Linked DNA regions of Homo sapiens: regions 2 and 3 are each linked to region 1. The links are chromatin contacts, found by Hi-C or POLR2A ChIA-PET in ENCODE. All regions are on one chromosome and are shown on one strand. Each heading gives the region's core, a stretch centred on a gene start or an enhancer-like site at or near the end of the contact. The rest is flanking DNA. Distances are from core to core; before and after follow the strand shown.

The links. A loop is a pair of places that touch in the nucleus more often than their neighbours do. ChIA-PET counts read pairs that join two places held with the same protein, here RNA polymerase II (POLR2A). Pooled maps may share reads with other maps.
Region 2: a loop to region 1 is called in a map of aorta, with 2.0 times the contacts of the local background. The contact joins two enhancer-like sites. A Hi-C loop is called at or near these places in 1 of 168 maps with a recorded cell type or tissue (aorta), 2 of 37 single-sample maps with no recorded cell type and 7 of 50 pooled maps. POLR2A ChIA-PET finds 5 or more read pairs at or near these places in 3 of 52 experiments (GM12878, T-cell and WTC11).
Region 3: a loop to region 1 is called in a map of endothelial cell of umbilical vein, with 6 times the contacts of the local background. The contact joins two enhancer-like sites. A Hi-C loop is called at or near these places in 1 of 168 maps with a recorded cell type or tissue (endothelial cell of umbilical vein), 1 of 37 single-sample maps with no recorded cell type and 4 of 50 pooled maps. POLR2A ChIA-PET finds 5 or more read pairs at or near these places in 4 of 52 experiments (GM12878, HepG2, PC-9 and 1 more).

The regions. Positions count from the first base shown.
Region 1 is chr5:73,671,277-73,675,505 of GRCh38, forward strand. The region is part of intron 1 of ARHGEF28 (Rho guanine nucleotide exchange factor 28); the gene reads left to right. Among named protein-coding and RNA genes, the nearest start is that of ARHGEF28, 47 kb to the left of the region's middle. Within about 2 kb of position 2,000, at least 4 of the 41 ENCODE cell types and tissues checked have a DNase peak (open chromatin) inside an H3K27ac peak, as active enhancers do; they include PC-9, Panc1 and endothelial cell of umbilical vein, where a contact is called at or near this core.
Region 2 is chr5:73,746,612-73,750,840 of GRCh38, forward strand. ARHGEF28 (Rho guanine nucleotide exchange factor 28) reads left to right here. Exons shown (of 36, transcript NM_001177693.2): 3 at 3,226-3,373. Among named protein-coding and RNA genes, the nearest start is that of ARHGEF28, 120 kb to the left of the region's middle. RefSeq lists an enhancer at 558-1,139 and silencers at 1,913-2,207, 3,313-3,607. Within about 2 kb of position 2,125, at least 11 of the 41 ENCODE cell types and tissues checked have a DNase peak (open chromatin) inside an H3K27ac peak, as active enhancers do.
Region 3 is chr5:73,603,340-73,607,568 of GRCh38, forward strand. No RefSeq gene overlaps it. Among named protein-coding and RNA genes, the nearest start is that of ARHGEF28, 21 kb to the right of the region's middle. Within about 2 kb of position 2,282, at least 6 of the 41 ENCODE cell types and tissues checked have a DNase peak (open chromatin) inside an H3K27ac peak, as active enhancers do; they include PC-9, Panc1 and endothelial cell of umbilical vein, where a contact is called at or near this core.

The DNA of each region.
Region 1 (4,229 bases), core at 750-3,249:
CTTTATCTAGGACCTGACCCAAGTGTTCCTTTCACAGTAATACATTCCTTTACTTCTCTGGGAGACATTGCCAGATTGCTACCTTAAACGTTGATAGATTGAAGAGCTACTCCACAAGAAGCAATCTTTTCATACTGAACTCAGACTTTTAGGTATCAGCAAATGAATGAACTTTTGGGCTTTTGTACCCGCCAGTTCAGTTTTAGCAGCATGACTCTTGTCTATGTGATTTATTACTTTTCTTGCTCTACCTTTATAAAAATGAGGGGAAAATAAATAGAAATGAGATATTGATGAAGAAGCAAGGATCTGATAAATTTGATATGATCACATGCAGTTGTGAGAAACAATACAGCGATACTTAGGTGTGCCCAAGCAGAGAATTGTCAGTATCAGCTGGGTTTTCATTGAACTTGATTATATATATATATATATATATATATATATATATATATATATATATTTTTTTTTTTTTTTTTTTTTTTTTTTTTTTTTTTGAGACGGAATCTCGCTCTGTCACCCAGGCTGGAGTGCAGTGGCGCGATCTCAGCTCACTGCAACCTCCGCCTCCCGGTTTCAAGCGATTCTCCTGCCTCAGCCTCCAGAGTAGCTGGGATTACAGGCGTCTGCCACCACACCTGGCTAATTTTTTGTATTTTTAGTAGAGATGGGGTTTCACTATGTTGGTCAGGCTGGTCTTGAACTCCTGACCTCAGGTGATCCACCCGCCTTGGCCTCCCAAAGAACTTGATAATATATTTCATTGTGAGGGGAGGGCAAAAGTAAAGCACATGTAGGAAAAGCTAGAATATATGTTGTTGAAAATTCTGGCTAAAAGGAAATGTGTAATTAAGAGTGTTATTGCTGGGTCTCTGGCAAAAGGACTCCTGGCCCCTATAAGTCTATTCATTTTTGTCACAAATGTAGTATGTGTGTTTTAAGGATGGATTATGTATAAACATAGGAGGCTGATGACGTTTGCTCTTTCTGGTTCATAAACCTATTGCTTCAACCCCTCAAACTCCTTTGTGTTTCCTAAAGATAGCATGTCCTTATCTGTCTTCATACTGAACTCCGACTTTCCATTTACAGAACTTCTTTATCTGTTTATGCTTGCCTGACATTACCATGTTCTGCCAGTCCAGTGGTCTTCCTCCTTGCATCCTCTAGCTTCTCATGGATGTAGATCATATTATCCCAACTAGATTCTGAGCTCATCAATGATACAGTCAGCATTCTATATATTTTAATATCCTTCCCTAGATGGCCTGCATAGTGCTTTGCACATAGTAAGTGACAGTACATTGGGTTTTGGACATGAAAGACATACTTTAGAAATTTATTGCTAATGAGGAAATTGATACCTTGGTAGGTCGTATCTTGCCCATGATGCTTGAGTGATGATTGAGCTTTGCGTTGACATGAACAATACATTAAACAGACTCATAGCATAAGTAAGATTGTAAAGGTGATGTCTGATAGATTGAGAACAAGCTTTTAAAGGGCTTAATCACTTTGTGTGCAAATATATCCTGCGAAATACAAGTGAGTGTGACAGGTTTGGCGGAACATTTTGTTAGCAGCTAGCTTGTGCTCCTCTTTGTACTTTATAAACGTTAGGCTGCACAATTTCAGACTGACTGGCTCTCCTTCCTCCCTATCCCCACAACCACCATTAGTTTGAATTAATGAGATCTTAGTGAACAGTTACTTTGTTGTTTCCTTTCTAATCTTCAGACATCTCCCCACTGAGTTTACCAAATAATTCAACCCTTTCACTTAAAGCAGCTTAGACCTGCATAACTCAGGTAGATAACTGTAGTCTGAAACAGGTCTATAGACACTGTTGTGTGTTCAATAATAGGTTTATTTCAAATACTGTCTCCCTACCCATTTCCATTGTGCTGGCATTGAAGGTTTTTACTTAGACTTGGCCTTATCTCCCAGCTGTTTACTGTTCTTTTCCAGTTAGTATAACAGTTGTGAAATGCAATTATAAGCCTACATTCCTAGGTTAGTATAAGGAACTGTGAGTCAGCATTTCCTTCCAAATGCAGAAAGTTTCAAACTAACATGGCAAATAGAATTACCTCAATAGTTGTTGCTCTGTCCTTTGAATTTTCAAACTGTAGGGGGACCATTCAGCTCTATAAAATCAAATAAAATTCTGTGGAGCTTTATGTCTTACATTTATTTGGTACAATGTATTTGGAATTCCTGATCCCTGGAGGTTTCTCTGGGCCATCAGGTTTAGGCTGAGCTGGGTAGGCCTATTTCAGACCCTCCTGGCCCCAATTACCAGTTACTGCTGAGTCATTTTGGTCAGTTTAATATTTAGAGATTCTGAGTGATTTCATTTGAAATAAATATTCAAAGTCTTAAAAAATCCTTTTATATACTTAACATGTAATAATAATAATAATAGTTAATAGTTGCAACTAGCATTTAGTGTTTCTGGTAGACACTAAGTTTTTTCTCTTTTTACCCTATCAAATCTCTTAATCGTCACAACAGTCTTTGGGATAGGTACTATGATTAATTCTACTTGACAGACGAGGAACTGGCCAAGGAAAGTAAAATAGTGAACCTAAAGTCATGCAATTAAGACATACTGTAGGCCGGGGCAGTGGTTCACACCTGTAATCCCAACACTGGGAGGCTGAGGTGGGAGGATTGCTTGAGCTCAGGAGTTCAAGACCAGCCTGGGCAACAGAGTGACACTCCATCTCTTTAAAAAAAAAAAAAAAAGGTGGGTGTGGTGGTATGCTCCTGCAGTTCCAGCTACTCAGAGGGCTGAGGTGGGAGGATCACTTGAACTGGGGAGGTCAAGGCTACAGTGAGCCTTGATTGTGCCACTGCTCTCCAGCCTGGGTGACAGAGTGAGACTCTGTTTCAAAACAAAAACAAAACCAAAAACAAAACATACCATAGCTGAGATTCAATGCAGCTTGTTCCCAAGCCTGTATTCCTAACTGTGAAGCTTTTGCTGTCTTTTAGCCAAGCAAATCACTGTCTTTCAGACCAGTTGTATGTTACAAAAGGACTTTGTGCTGAGGCTACAGAGAACATGGGATGGGATCAGACAGGCTGGATTTACATCTGCTAAGCCACTTCTAGCTGCTGGACCTCAGTCAAGTGCCACAACTTTGCTGAGCTTTTCTTTCCTCATATGTAAAGTGAGGACAGGAACATGCGAGGTCCCCTTATCTGAGGATAGCAGGTATGATATTGTGAAACATACACGGTATTTTGACTTCATTCTTTCTCCTGTTTCCTGGCATACAATGCCTAAACTCCTTAGAATCTCCCAAATGATGTATTTTTTATGCTAATGAGGTGACTGGTGGCTGGCAGCCCCTAGGTAGTTTCAGGATAGGCACTGGTCACAGGAAAGACTAAGGGAAGATTAGAGGATTGGGATTTTCAGCTCCACCCCCCAACCTCTGGGGAGAAGAGAGGGGCTGAAGACTAAACTGATCACAAATGGCCAATGATGCAATGAGTCATGCTTATGTAATGAAGCTTCCTTAAAAACCTAAAAGGACTGGGTTCTTGGAACTACTGGATGGCAGAACACGTGGAGGTTCCTGGAGGGTGGCACACCCAGGGGAGGGTAGGGAAGCTCCTTGCCCTTTTCCACATGCTTCACCCTATGCATTTCTTCATCTGTACCCTTCGTAATATCCTTTATAATAAACCAGTACATGTAAGTGTTTCCCTGAGTTCTGTGAGCCACACTAGGAAATTAGTCAAACCCAAGGAGAGGGTTGTGGGATCCCTGATTTATAGTCAGTTGGTCAGAGCACAGGTGAAACAACCTGAGACTTGCATTGGCATCAGAAATGTGGGACAGTCTTGTGGGACTGAGTCCTCAACCTGTGGGATCTGATGCTATCTCCAGGTAGTATGGGAATTGGAGGACACCCAGCTTGTGTCTGCTGCAGAATTGCTTGCTTGCTTCAACAAGCAAGGAAATTCCCCATCCCCCTGCTGAAGCATGTTGTGAGATTATAGTAGAAGAAACTGTTTTTTTTCTACTGAGTGGGTCACAGGGATGTCCCTTAATGTGAATCTCCTTAAAATGGAGACCAACATTTCATAGGAAGCAGTGGTGGAAAAAAGACTTGCCTGAGGTTCCATTGTGTGAAAATGAAAATAAAGTATGAAAATAAGCAGCCGGGTGTGGTGGCTCACGCCTGTAATCCCAGCACTTTGGGAGGCCCAGGCAG
Region 2 (4,229 bases), core at 875-3,374, 75 kb after region 1:
GGATTTTTATGTTAGATATTGAATTAATTAGAAATTTAATCATTTGGTAGAAGGCATGTTTTTGCTCCTAATGGATAGCTATTGTTCTAAAACTGTTTATTGAATTGTCCATTCTTTCCCTGCTGATTTGAAATGCCACCTATTATAACATAATTTCCATGGGTCCATGTGTCTGCCTCGGACTTTGAACTTGTCTGTCTCTATGCTACCATTACTCTGTTTAAATGACCCTGGTTTTATTGTATGTTTTGCTTTGTGGTAGAGCAAGCTTTGACAGCCCAAACATTCTCTCTCAAAAATATCATTTCGATTCTAGTGTATTTACTCCTCCAGATGAACTTTAGAATAAGCTTGTTGAGTTTCATTTGAAAAATGGGTTTTGACTGGAATACACTAAACTTGTTGATTAATTTGGGGAGATAATTTTGCCTAGCATGCTTCTTATTTTTTCCAGAAATTTCAGTGGCATATTTGAGTGTTTTTTATTTTGGATATAGTGAGTTTATAGAAAGGTGAGAACACATCTCTATTGTTTCTATGTAGAAGCAGAGTGATTCTGATATTTATGCCAACAAATTTATCTAGGAAAGTTTCTAGTTTTCAATTGCCTGAAACAAAGAATGTAATTGGATCCAGATGGGGAACTGAAAGAGATACTTTGGAATTCTGTACATTGGAATTTTGTCTTTGCCATATATGAAATCGGTGGCCTTTTTAGAAAAGTAGCAGATTTTCAGTGGACTCAGTGGTTAGAAAGATCCCACTCTTACCCAAAAAACTGCCACCTGTGGTTGGCTATTTAAGCTGTACTTGCATATTCTTTCAGAAGGCCGTTCTTCCTGCTGATCTCCTAAGTAGCTTTATCTAAATCCGTCTCCTTTGAGCTTTATCTGCCTTTTCTGAATGAAAATGTCCGTGTTATTTCATCTTCATATTTTCTTTCCTTGTCTTCCTCTCCTGCCCATCCATTTCTGTCTAAGTGGGTCTCTCTGTTGGTTTCTGTATCACCCCCTTCTTCTTCCATAGCATCTTTAACTGGGTCTTTCTGATGTTTTTCTGGTTACCATATAAGAGACTTTTTTTATTGCTGAATATCTTCTGAGTGTTAGGACTTCTGGGCATCTCTCTTTAATCTCCTTAATGGGCATGTCTTATTACTCACATGACTGTTGGTTATCCTTTCACTAGTGTAAAGCATGGCATGGTTCTTGGAAGGCAGGCGTGATGAATTACAAGACTGTAATGTTCAGGGTTGTATTGTGTTGGAAAGGGTTGCAATTAAACTCTCATAAGCTGTAGTCCTTGTCCACCCAACCGAATAAAATAGTAATATGATCGTTGTTTTGAATAGATGCAGATTAGATATCCTTGTGATCTGTGAAAATTTTTGATCTGTTTATATAATTTGTTTTTTTATTTAAAAAAAATCACGAACAGGTCAGGTCAGATTCTGCCTGTGGATAGTTAACAGTCTCTTTAGAAACCAGGAACATGACTAAAGCAAGCTGTTCTTCCTTTTTTAGGAAATGGAATTTTGTCTAAGTTTCCTCTCTCAGTCATGTTAGACATTTGTTGTTTTTTGCTTTTCAGATCTCCTTCCTGAACTTTTTTGGAAGCTATTGTATGGTAGATTTTTCTTGGCGTGTTGCTTTTCTATTGATTACGTTTATGTGTGCACATACACACGCATGCTCATATGCAGAAAAAGGGCAATTCAAAACTGCCAACCAGTGATTTTTTTTCAGAACTCTATACTTTGTATTTATACCATTTCATAATTTCCGATAACTGTGTGTGTGATACATTTTAAACCACTAGAAAAGCATAGTTGTTTGTTTATTGTAAAAAACTGAGATTAAATAACCATGTGACTACTAGAAAACCCTACACCGATTTTGTTTTTGATCCTGATTGGCTTAACTCTTAGTGTCCTGTGAAATATCTTGCTAATATTTGTCAGAGGCAAATTGATGTTAAGGAGTCTGTGTAGGCTTTTATCTGTTCACTTTCTCCTCTATCATAGGGTAAGGATATCTTGGCGAGCAGGTTTGTTTTTGTTGGACAAGCACACAAAAGCCCAGATGCTTCTCCACGCAGGGCCGAGCTCTGGAAGCCCTCCAAAGTGGGCGACCCTTTCCACCTCCAGGTTTCCATTTCCCCGCCACTCCCACAGGCTGGGCAGAATGCGCTCTCTCTCTGGAGGCCCCACTTTGTATTGCTTTTTGTGTTTTCGGTAGGGAGTAGCACAAATCCTTCAAAGCCTCTGGGGTCTGGAGATGACCTGGCAGTCCCTACCATAGCTGCTGTTCCCCTGGGTGCAACACGGCTGCTGTAGCCCCTCCGCAAAGCCTCAGGATGATGAAATACCCGAGAGCCCCAGCCTGCTGCCCCACTTCCTTTGACATTAGTCCTCAGAGGATGCCTCGGTGACCTGAGGTGGCAGCTCCTCTCCTTGGGACCAAGGCACTTTGCAGGGCTTTGTGCCAACCAGAAGCTCTTAAGAGAAAGTGTGAGGAAAGAGCACTTGGAAACCCCTCAGAGAAGAGAAATAGCAAATGGAAATAGCATAGCAAGGGGGAGGGAGTAGTCCTATTTATTTGGCAATGTTTGTAAATATTTAAGATTCTTACAGCTGACTATGGTCTAGCACAGGGTGAGGCCAGAGCTAAGAATAATTATCATGAACTTTTGTACTAATAATGGAATTTTGGATACAGGATAAAAATTAACTCAAGCCATGATGTTCAGCTGGTAGAAATTCAGAGTAGAAGACTGCTGGGTGTGGTGGCACATCCTTGTAGCCCCAGCTACCAGGGAGGCTGAAGTGGGAGGATTGCTTGCGCAGAGGAGTTTAAGACCAGCCTGGGCAACATAGTGAGACCCTGTCTCTAAAAATAATTTTTGAAAAGCAAACGGCAACGAAGTACCACACTCCTACATCTAGTACATTTTAAAGAAAGAAAAAATTCTTTCCTGTGCCCTGAAGTTCTTTAACTTTAAAAACAGAACAAACCAGCTCTGATACCCATACCTAAATACATCAGGAAGCATCTTCCCTAATGTCAAATGTGTTGTTGTTGGAAGGAAGCACTCATGCTATTTGAACTCAACCACATGAAGTGAACATAACAAATGACACTGTTATGGACCCAGGTCCTTTGTATTGTGCTTTCTTAGAGCCAGGACAAGGAAGTCTGACAATGCCCCGACTTATTCCTTTTTCAGGGGCAGATGATGATCTATGCGAAGTTTGACAAAAATGTGTATCTTCCTGAAGATGCTGAGTTTTACTTTACTTATGACGGATCTCATCAGCGACATGTCATGATTGCAGAGCGCATCGAGGATAACGTTCTCCAGTCCAGCGTCCCAGGTGAGGTGTCCTCTTTGTTGTGCAGCTGGGAAATTAGTCTGCAAATAACTTCCCTCCAGGGCTGTAGGCCAGGAAGAGAGCCAGGAAGAAAAAGAAAACAGTGCTGCAAGGTCAGGAGTGTGTGCGTGCCTGTGTGTGTATGTGTATATTAGGAAGAACACTCACATCTGAGATTCTTCCAGTTGTATCTGCTGCTTAATTAGGAGTCTTAACTTAGACCAGGCAGACCCATCCTATTGACTGCACCCAACTTTTATGGTTGGGTGTGCTTTGCATGCAGTCAACTGGAGGAAACACTGTCTATTGAGTATCACCTCCTAATCACCTCCTATAACCTCAGACTCATTGCCAGGGTTGGCTCAGGCAGAACTGACATTGACAAAGTTTGTCTTCTCTCTTCCTCATTCTTCTGTAAGCAGCCTGGCAGCCATGGGTCTGCCTCTCCTCTGCTTGCTCCGTTTGGTCACTGGGGTTCTTTCCTTGATGCCCTGTCCATCCAGAATCTTCCTTGGGGGATCTCCAGCTCCAGAACTTTCTCTCCCCATCATCAAAATGCTTACATTTGGAAACCTGTAATTTCCCCTGTTGTCTTCTTGATAGATGACAAATTAATATATCCTGTTCACATATTGTGACGAGCTAATAGCCCTTCTCAATATAGTTGTTTTATATTTTTATTGGTATGTGGGTTGTGCATTTAAGAGTCATCAGGCTTTAACCTAATGGTGGAATTAAAATGTCATTACCTACAGGACAGGGAGGGCATTTTAGAATTCTTTTTTATTGATTGGTTGGTTTTTCTTAACTGTGGGTCTTTCAGGCCCTTTTAATTTGTATCATAAAGAGACTCTTTAAT
Region 3 (4,229 bases), core at 1,032-3,531, 68 kb before region 1:
GTAATCTATAGGAGCCACTCTCTGTCCTCTATTTTAATTCAATATGGACTTTTAATATCTCTAAACAGGTGAGTATGCTCCCCACTAAAGACCCATGTTAGCACTTGGAAATCTCCCACTTTATGTTTGTATGTTCTCGTCTCAAGAAAAGGTAATGTGGATTCGTTTGTAAAATATATCAGTAGCTTTGTCCCTCTCCTCAATCCATTGTGCCATTATCAAAAACAGGGTTAAGGATTCAATGGCTTCATGATATCAAAAAACAACCTTAAGTGGGAAAATGTGAGAGCTGAGTTATGGAGTGAAGAGTACATTAAATGAAAGTTCCTAGGGGTCATTGCTTTATAAAATTTCACAATGCATTGTTTCCTATGAAGGCACAGGAAATGAATATTACCCCTATTCTGCAAGAGGAGAAATTGAAGTACAGTTGTTGCTTGGACAACACAGGTTTGAACTAAATATATTAAAAATTTTTTTGGAGATTTGCAACAATTCAAAAACACTCGCAGATGAACCAAGTAGACTAGAAATACCAAAAAATTAAGATGAAGATATGTCATGGATGCATAAGATGTATGTATATACTAGTCTTTTAAAAGTCATTTGCTACTGTAAAATATATACAAATCTGTTATTCAAAGTTAAAATTTATCAAAACTTATACACACACCTACAGATGTTACATAGCACCACTCACACTAGAGAGAAATCTAAACAAATGTAAAGATGCAGTATTGAATTTTAATTGCATAAAATAGACTGTAGTACATACTGTACTACTGTAGTAATTTCATAGCCACTTCCTGTTGTTATTTCAGTGAGCTCAAGTGTTGCGAATATCTGCTTAAAACATCATGTGATGCTAATCGCCTCTGAGTGAGTAGCTCATCTCTCCAGTAAATTGCCATCTCTCTCGGTTCTCGCACATTTTTCGTCATGTTTAGTTTCAATATGGTAAACTTTGAATAACACCATGAGATCTATACAGAGTACCACTAGTGATGATGGAAGTGCTCCCAAGAAGCAGAGAAAAATCATGACATTACAATAAAAAGTTGAATTTCTTGATACAAACCATAGATTGAAGACTGCAGCTGCAGTTGCCGCCATTTTAGACAGATGATTCATCTTATAAACAGATGACGTAAACTTATGATATTGATAAATACAGTACTGTAAAAATATTTTGTCTTTCTTATGATTTTCTTAATAATATTTTTCTTTTTCTAGCCTTATTGTAAGAATACAGTATATAATATGTATAATATACAAAATATATGTCAATCGACTGTTTATATTATCAGTAAGGCTTCTGGTCAACAGTAGGCTATTTGTAGTTAAGTTTTTGGGGAGTCCAAAGTTGTATGCTGATTTTTGACTGCATGGGGGGGTGGGTGTCCCTAACCCCTGTGTTGTTCAAGGGTTGGCTGTAGTTAGTAGGGATACTCTGCTTTGGACTTAGATCACCAAGCTCCTGATGTAGTTTTATTTTATGATCTTTTCTTGTTTTGTTTTTTAAAATAATCTACCATTGCCTAAGTCAATAGGTTTCTAGTATCTTTACTACAAACTAGTAATGCTTGTTGCAGTTTCTTTTTTCTTTTTCTTCAAGTCATAATGATATGATGATTTCTGTCATTAAAAGATGATTCCATCAAGCTCTTGCGAAGAAACCTTAGATAACTGGTTGTCACTATAAATAAAACACTGTGCTATTGCTATAAGTAGGCCATGTTATCACTTATACATTTTCTTAGGAAACAGGACATGGAAGTCATTTGATAGAGGAACATTAATGTAATGTTCAGGTCTACTGATACAGGCTTTATATCAATAGTCCAAATAGTAACATGTATTAGTTTATCTCTGGATTTCTTTCTTAACAGCATAGGAGATAAGAATATGGATCTCCTGGATCCATTCTGGAAAAACAGGACTAAGGGCAATATTTCACATGTGAGCAGTGAGTTACTTTCCCAGTAGCTGACACGGGTTGAATTGGTAAGAGAAGTAAGCGGTGAGAAGACAGGAACCATATCAGCCTCACACACAGGGTGTGACACGCAGCAAAAATAAATGTTTGCTGCTTGGATGTTGATTCAGGGAGGGAGGAGGGCAAATGTCAGACCTGAGATGGGGTGAGCAGGGCTACCAGAGGGAGGTGGCTTGCTCTGTCTGGACCAAACAAGGAAATGAGTCTTTGATCTCTTGAGAATTAGACAAAAATGGAACTTTCAAGGATAGAGAAGGCTTTAGAACCTTAAAAGTTTCATTTTATTTTTATTTTGAAATCCTTTGGCACTTACAGAAAAGTTCCAAGAATAGTGAGGCTTCACTCCACCTCCCCTAATGTTAACAACTTACATAACCACAATACAATGATCAAAACCAGGAAATTAACATCGGTGTGCGCTATTAACTAAAACATACCGGTTTCACCAGTCCCTTCCTCCTGCACCCCGTCTCCTTTTTCTGTTTTAGGATCCAATCCAGGATGCTACATTGCATGTAGTTGTTCTGTCTTCTTATCTGCTACAATCTGTGATGGTTCCTGAGTCATTCCTCGTTCTTCAGCACCTTGTAACTTGTGATGAATATTGGTCAGCTATGTTGCAGAAAGTCTCCCAGTTTGGATTTGTCTGATGTTTTCTCATTATTTGATTTAGGTTACATGTTTCTGGCAAGAATACCACAGAAGCAATATTGTATCTCTTTCAGAATATCATATCAGGCCTTCCTGATGTTCATGTGTCTTTTTGCTAGTGATGTTAACTTTGATCACTTAAAGTATTGTTGGCCAGGTTTCTCCATCATTAAGTTATTATTATTTTTTTTGTAATTGAGAAATATCTTGGGGGAGATACTTGAGAGTATGTAAATATCATGTTTCTGCTTAAACTTTTGTTCACTAATTTTAGCACCCGCTAGTGGACCTTGCCTGTCACAATTAATACTAGGGGTTGAAATGAAGATTATCTTTTCCCTTCATGACTGGAATTCTTTGGTGATGACGAGTTGTCCCTTCTACCCCATTTATCCATGAGTATGGGCTCATGAATATTTATTTTGTTCTATGGGTTATAATCCAATACTGTTATTATGTCTTTTGTTGCTCCAGCTGTTCCAGCTTTGGTTATTGGGAGTTCCTTCAGGCTGGCTTCTGCATCCTTTCAACATTCCCCCATCCTTTTTCGAGCACTTCCTTGTTTGCTGGCACAAAATGTTCCTGGTTCATCTGATATTTTTGCTGCTCCAGCTCTGCAATCAAATACCTCTCCAAGAAGTTATTGGAGAGTGATAGAATGCAAGTTCTGAGCTCTAGGTGTGCTCATTGCTTCCAGGGTGTCATTACTCCCAGGCTCTTTTGTGTGTGAGTGTGTGTGTGTGTGTGTGTGTGTGTGGACAGAGCTGGAAAATATATATAAATGTATACTGGTACACACATATCTATGTTTATGGTTTGTTTTTTTTTTGAGACATTCTCGCTGTGTCACCCAGGCTAGAATGCAGTGGCATGATCTCAGCTCACTGCAACCTCTGCCCCCTGGGTTCTAGCCATTCTCCTGCCTCAGCCTCCTGAGTAGCTGAGATGAGAGGCATGCACCACCACACCTGGCTAATGTTTAGTAGAGACAGAGTTTCTCCATGTTGGCCAGGCTGGTCTTGAACTCCTGATCCGTCTGCCTCAGCCTCCCAAAGTGCCAGGATTACAGGTGTGAGCCACTGTGCCTGGTCCTATGTTTATGATTGTGTCTGTTTATCTGTGCACTGCTTCTTTCATACTGCTTCTTTCAATTTGATGCCATAGGGTTTATTCTACTTTACTTCTTTTTTTTTATCTGTAATTTCTTTCTCCAACAATGGGAAACATGGCTTTCATCTATAAATACTCACTTACTTGTTTAATCCTAGCATGCATATAAAAAATGTTGTAGAATAACCTATGCCCAGGTGAGATATAGATTTATTAATAAGTCTATGGCATTTGTGCACAGTTCTTTTTGTTTTAAGCCTTATAGTATCAAAAGCTTTTCAAAAGCACTTAGGCTAGTTTATTTCTTCCACAACCCCTGCAGTGTAGTTATATTTATTTGTAATATGATTCATTTTATCTGTTACTGTTTGTATTACACTTTGGGTTTCCTCCATATCCTGGTTGATTTTCATTCATTTTAAATTTTTTTGGAGTATGTGAAAGATCATTATGATTTTAAGAGTTAAAGCAT